2 separate regions of the Homo sapiens genome follow, and region 2 is linked to region 1. Evidence: read pairs that join two places in POLR2A ChIA-PET (ENCODE). Cell type or tissue: OCI-LY7. All regions are shown on one strand.

What was found. ChIA-PET counts read pairs that join two places held together with the same protein. Peaks named below come from ENCODE experiments on the same cell type or tissue, not always from the same donor. Only the 100,000 strongest peaks of a DNase experiment are listed, where the experiment ranks them.
Region 2: POLR2A ChIA-PET joins it to region 1 with 6 read pairs; 2 of 35 experiments call an interaction of 5 or more read pairs at or near these places.

What each region holds. Positions count from the first base shown.
Region 1 is chr2:46,746,044-46,748,543 of GRCh38, forward strand. The region is part of intron 1 of SOCS5 (suppressor of cytokine signaling 5); the gene reads left to right. Among named protein-coding and RNA genes, the nearest start is that of SOCS5, 48 kb to the left of the region's middle. In OCI-LY7, no CTCF peak of the experiment used is centred here; no DNase peak of the experiment used is centred here.
Region 2 is chr2:46,931,612-46,934,111 of GRCh38, forward strand. It overlaps a transcript of MCFD2 not described here and a transcript of TTC7A not described here. Among named protein-coding and RNA genes, the nearest start is that of TTC7A, 8.4 kb to the right of the region's middle. In OCI-LY7, no CTCF peak of the experiment used is centred here; no DNase peak of the experiment used is centred here; H3K27ac peaks cover 1,042 bases.

The DNA.
Region 1 (2,500 bases):
CTTTGAGTTTTTTTTTTTTCTCTGATGCTTGAAATCCTGGGATCAATATTATGAAGGATGCTCCAGAAGGGAGTGAGGGTGGAGAAAGGTAGACTGTTTAGGCATCTGATTCATCCATGCAAATGATGAAGACTGAACCTGTTAGGGGGCAGTGGAGATGGAGAAGAGGGATAGGCCCAATATGGTTGTGAAGTAGGCTATAGACTCACATTCTTATTATTCACCACTCCCCAGAGTAAGTACAAAGGCAGTGGTAACTCTAGAATATCTAGCATGTTTTCTCTCCTGCCATTTGAATCTTCTCCTTTGGAGTATAGAAATATTCCATCAGGGCCGGGTGGCTCACGCCTGTAATCCCAGCACTTTGGGAGGCCGAGGTGGGTGGATTACAAGGTCAGGAGATTGAGACCATCCTGGCTAACACGGTGAAAACCCGTCTCTAGTAAAAATACAAAAAATTAGCCAGGCGTGGTGGCGGACATCTGTAGTCCCAGCTACTCGGGAGGCTGAGGCAGGAGAATGGTGTGAACCTGAGAGGTAGAGGTTGCAGTGAGCCGAGATTGCACCACTGCACTCCAGCCTGGGCGACAGAGACTCCATCTCAAAAAAAAAAAAAGATCCCATCAGCCTGTCTCCTTTAAGGTTATATATTTTTGTTACATCTCTTTTAATTTTGGTTTCTACATGTTTGTTGTTAGTACGGTATATAGTTATGTAATTGATCTTTGTGTGTTGATCTTGTATCCTGTGACCCTGCTAAACTCACTTAGTTTACTTTTCTTTCTTTTTTAAGATTCCTTAGGGTTTGCTATGTAGACAATCACATCATCAGAAAATGGAGTTTTATTTTCTCTTTTCCAATTTGCATGACTTTATTTCTTTTTTTTTTTTTTTTTTTTTGCCTTATTGAGCTGGCTGTTGCATCTCTTTTGATCTCTTGTTCTGGCCATCAGTGATTACATATCAAGGTTGCTAGACAGATTTGTTTCTTCTGCCTAGAACAGTTTGCATGGGCTGGTGTTTTCCTTGAGCAAAGATTTTAATTACTGATTCAAAGTCTTTAACGGCTACTGATTTTTAATTTCTTCTTGAGTCAGTTTTGGTAATTTATGTTTTTCTAAAAATCTAGTCATTTCTTCTTAGTTTTTAAATTTATTTGCTTACAGTTGTTCATAGTGGTCTCTTACTTTTTTTTGAGACAGGATTTTGCTCTGTTGGTCAGGCTGGAGTGTGATAGTGCAGTCACAGCTCACTGCAGCCTTTACCTCCTGGGCTCAAGTGATCCTCCCACCTCAGCCTCCAGAGTAACTGGAACCACAGGCGCACACCACCATACCTGGCTAACTTTTGTATATAGAGGCAGGGTTTTGCCTTGTTGCCCAGGCTGGTCTCAAACTCCTGGGCTCAAGCAGTCTGTCTGCCTTGGCCTCCCAAAGTGCTGAGATTACAGGCATGAGCCACTATGCCCGGCTAGTCTCTTTTAAATCTGTTTTATATCTCCATGTGTTCCCTTTTTTATGTCTTGCATAATGTGTCCATGTAGTCTGTGGCCCTGGGCTGTTACACTTTTTAAGGTTTCTTTGTTCTTCTCTTCCTGTGGTCATTGTACTTACACGTAGTACTCCTCTATAACCACATCCCCAACCCTTCTAATTTGCAGTTTCTAAGCTGCTATGCCCTTGGTGTCTAGCAAATAAAGTTTGCTTAAATTGAAGGTCAATTTAGAGTAAATAGGCATAGAGAAAGAGCTTTAAATATTTACATCTGAGAGCTTGAACTTTATCGTCATATTGTCCACATGTGGTACTCAGCAAATGTTAAAATGAATATTTAAAAAATCTTTTCAGATTCTGAGCTTTTGATAGGTTAGGTTTAATTTTAGTTGTTAATAAACTAAAGATTTCTTGATTGTCCTATTTCTAAAAACTAAATTTGTATGTTACATGCTAATTGGTAAAACCAAAACTAAGCTGTATTACTTGGAGTTTCTAGTTGATGATTTTGTTCAACATGCTTCTCTACATTTGTTTTCTTACGTGATTAAAAGTTATCCTTATTTGCCTTTACTTCTCCCGATACCCTTCTCAAATATCCTGCTAAAGACTAATTTTAAGATGTTTCCATTGTCTTTTCTCTTTTCTTTTTCTTTTTTTTTTTTTTTTGACACAGTCTCACTCTGTCACCCAGGCTGGAGTGCAGTGGTACGAACTTGGCTCACTGCAGCCTCAGCCTCCCAGGTTCCAGCAATCCTCCCACCTCAGCCTCATGAGTCGCTGGGACCACAGATGCATGCCACTTGGCCTGGCTAATTTTAGAAAATCTTATTGTAGAGACAGGGTCTGTCTGTTGCTCAGGCTGGTCTCAAACTCCTGGGCTCAAGCGATCCTCCTGCCTCAGCCTCCAAAAGTGTTGGGATTATAAGCATGAGCCACTGTGTCTGGACAAATTTTCCTTTTTCTTATGGTGTCAGGGAGGGTAGATCCAAAAAGGGGCACGCATT
Region 2 (2,500 bases), 190 kb after region 1:
TCGGCCTCTAGAACTGATCTTCCCTTTTCATGTTTCTAGAGGCCAGCTGGTTCTTTGGGGGAAAAAACAAAAACAGACAATAATAAATAAATAAATAAATAAATAAATAAATAAAATTGATAAATCCCTGTCAAATCATGAGTAGTAGATTTGAGAAGAAATGCAGCTCTGCCAACACCTTGATTTAGTTCATAAGACCTACTTTGGACTTCTGACCTCAGGAATTTTAAGATAATGAATACATGTTGTTTAAAGCCATTTAAATGTGTGCTAATTTGTTAAGAAGCAATAGGAAATTAATACAACTAAGTTGATTCCAGAAATGTGAGGACGGTTTAACCTTTGAAAATCAAAGTATTTCACCATATTAATGGATCTAAGGAAGAAAAATCATATGACAATCTCAGTAAGTGCAAAGAAGTATTCGTAAAATTCAATTTCAATCATAATGTTTTTAAAAAACCTTTAACAAACTAGGAATAGAAAAAACTTCCTAAATCTGAGAAAAGATATCAGAAAGCAATGTAGGGCTTCTGGGATTCTTTTTTTTTTTTTTGAGACAGAGTCTTGCTCTGTCACCCAGGCTGGAGTGCAGTGGCGGGGTCTTGGCTCACTGCAACCTCTTCCTCCTCGGTTCAAGCAATTCCTGTGCCTCAGCCTCCCAAGTAGCTGGGATTACAGGTGCCCCCACCATACTTGGCTAATTTTTGTATTTTTAGTAGAGATGGGGTTTCACCATGTTGACCAGGCTGGTCTCAAACTCTTGACCTCATATGATCCTCGCACCTTGGCCTCCCAAAGTGCTGGGATTACAGGCGTAAGCCATTGTGCCCAGCCTGAAACCTTATTTATTGACCCTAGTTGATGGTTAATAAGAGTTTGCTGTATAATGATTACATCTATGCACTTTCTTTTGTGTTATTTTACACAACAAAAAATGTTTTTAAAAGAGAAGAAAAAGAGGAAGAAAAGAAAGAGAAAGAAAGATTAATATAGAAGCAGGTGGAGGCCAGGTGCAGTGGCTCAGGCCTGTAATCCCAGCAATTTGGGAGGCCAAGATGGGTGGATCACCTGAGTTTAGGAGTTCGAGACCAGTTTGGCCAACAAGGTGAAACCCCATCTCTGCTAAAGATACAAAAATTAGCCAAGAGTGGTGGTGCATGCTTGTAGTCCCAGCTACTCAAGCAGCTGAGGCAGGAGGATCGCTTGAACCCAGGAGGCAGAGGTTGCAGCAAGCGCAGATCGCACCACTGCACTCCAGCCTGAGCAACAGAGTGAGACTCCATCTCAAAAAAAAAAAAAAAAACAGATGGAGCAAAGATATATTTTAAGGCTCAAAACTGCTATAATCTCTGAGTGGCCAGACACTCAAGGCTAGCCTTAGGAGTGATGGGACTTAAAACCAGACCAGCTAAGCTGCACTGAAAAGGCTCTGAGCCCTTGTGGGTTGGGATGGCTTCTCTCCCTCAGGATGGCAGTAGCTGGGCAGAGAACCAGCACTGGGCAAGATGGAGAAATCATGGGCTCCTGCTCTGGAGAGGGGCCCATTGTAGCAGTCTTGCAAAATGACATAGAAGCCACTAACAAGAATTAAGAGTCACCTGGGACCCCGAGGAACAGAAGGGACTGGGATGGTGGGAGGGAGGGCAGTGCCTGGAGAGATATTGGTATCTCAATCATGAAGTGAGTGGCTGGGGATAAAAAACACCCCAAAGCTCTCATCTCCAAGTGTGGGAAAATCTTCAACATTCTGAGATTCTAAAATTAATATAACAAATAATTACTGAGTGTCTACTATGTGCAAGCACAAAGAATTCATGATTCTGAAGCTTGCCTTTGTAGGACTTCATCTCTTAGCGTAATGATTACATGTAGTTTTTCTGGCAGCTGACAAAGGAAAAGACCATATAGCCAGCTCCTGGCAGAGTTTTAATGACAACATTCTGGGAGGGCTGGTTCAGTATTGAAATTAAGTAAGACATAAGATACCATGGGCAGGATGTGCTCTGAGCCAATGATCATGGTAATGAGTAAAAGTTGATTTCCGAATGTAGCGATCCTGAGCCATGCACATGACTACATAAAGTTGGGAAGGCAGTTGTCATTGTGCTCTACTTCGCATATACTGATGATCTGAGTGGCTGAAATGACTGTTGATCATGAAGCAAATGTTTAATTTATATTTAAATTTAGGATTTCTAGGGTGACAGCAAGGTGGAGTGTCATAAAAAAGTCAGAGCACTGGTCAGAAATCTAGCATGTGCTGGGAACACAGGGCTCTAAGGGACCCCACATGGTAAGTATGAAAGAAGAGGCCAGAGTGGAAGGTGGGGAGGGCATCTCATTAGGCTTGGTGCTCTACTTCTGATGGCTGGGAGCACTTGGTGACCTCCAGCCCAACTACTCACAGCCATTGTGACAACTAGTATAAGAATGATTTGATGAAGGCGAGGAGAATGTCATAATAATCATCCATAATAAATTTTTGAGTCAGTACACA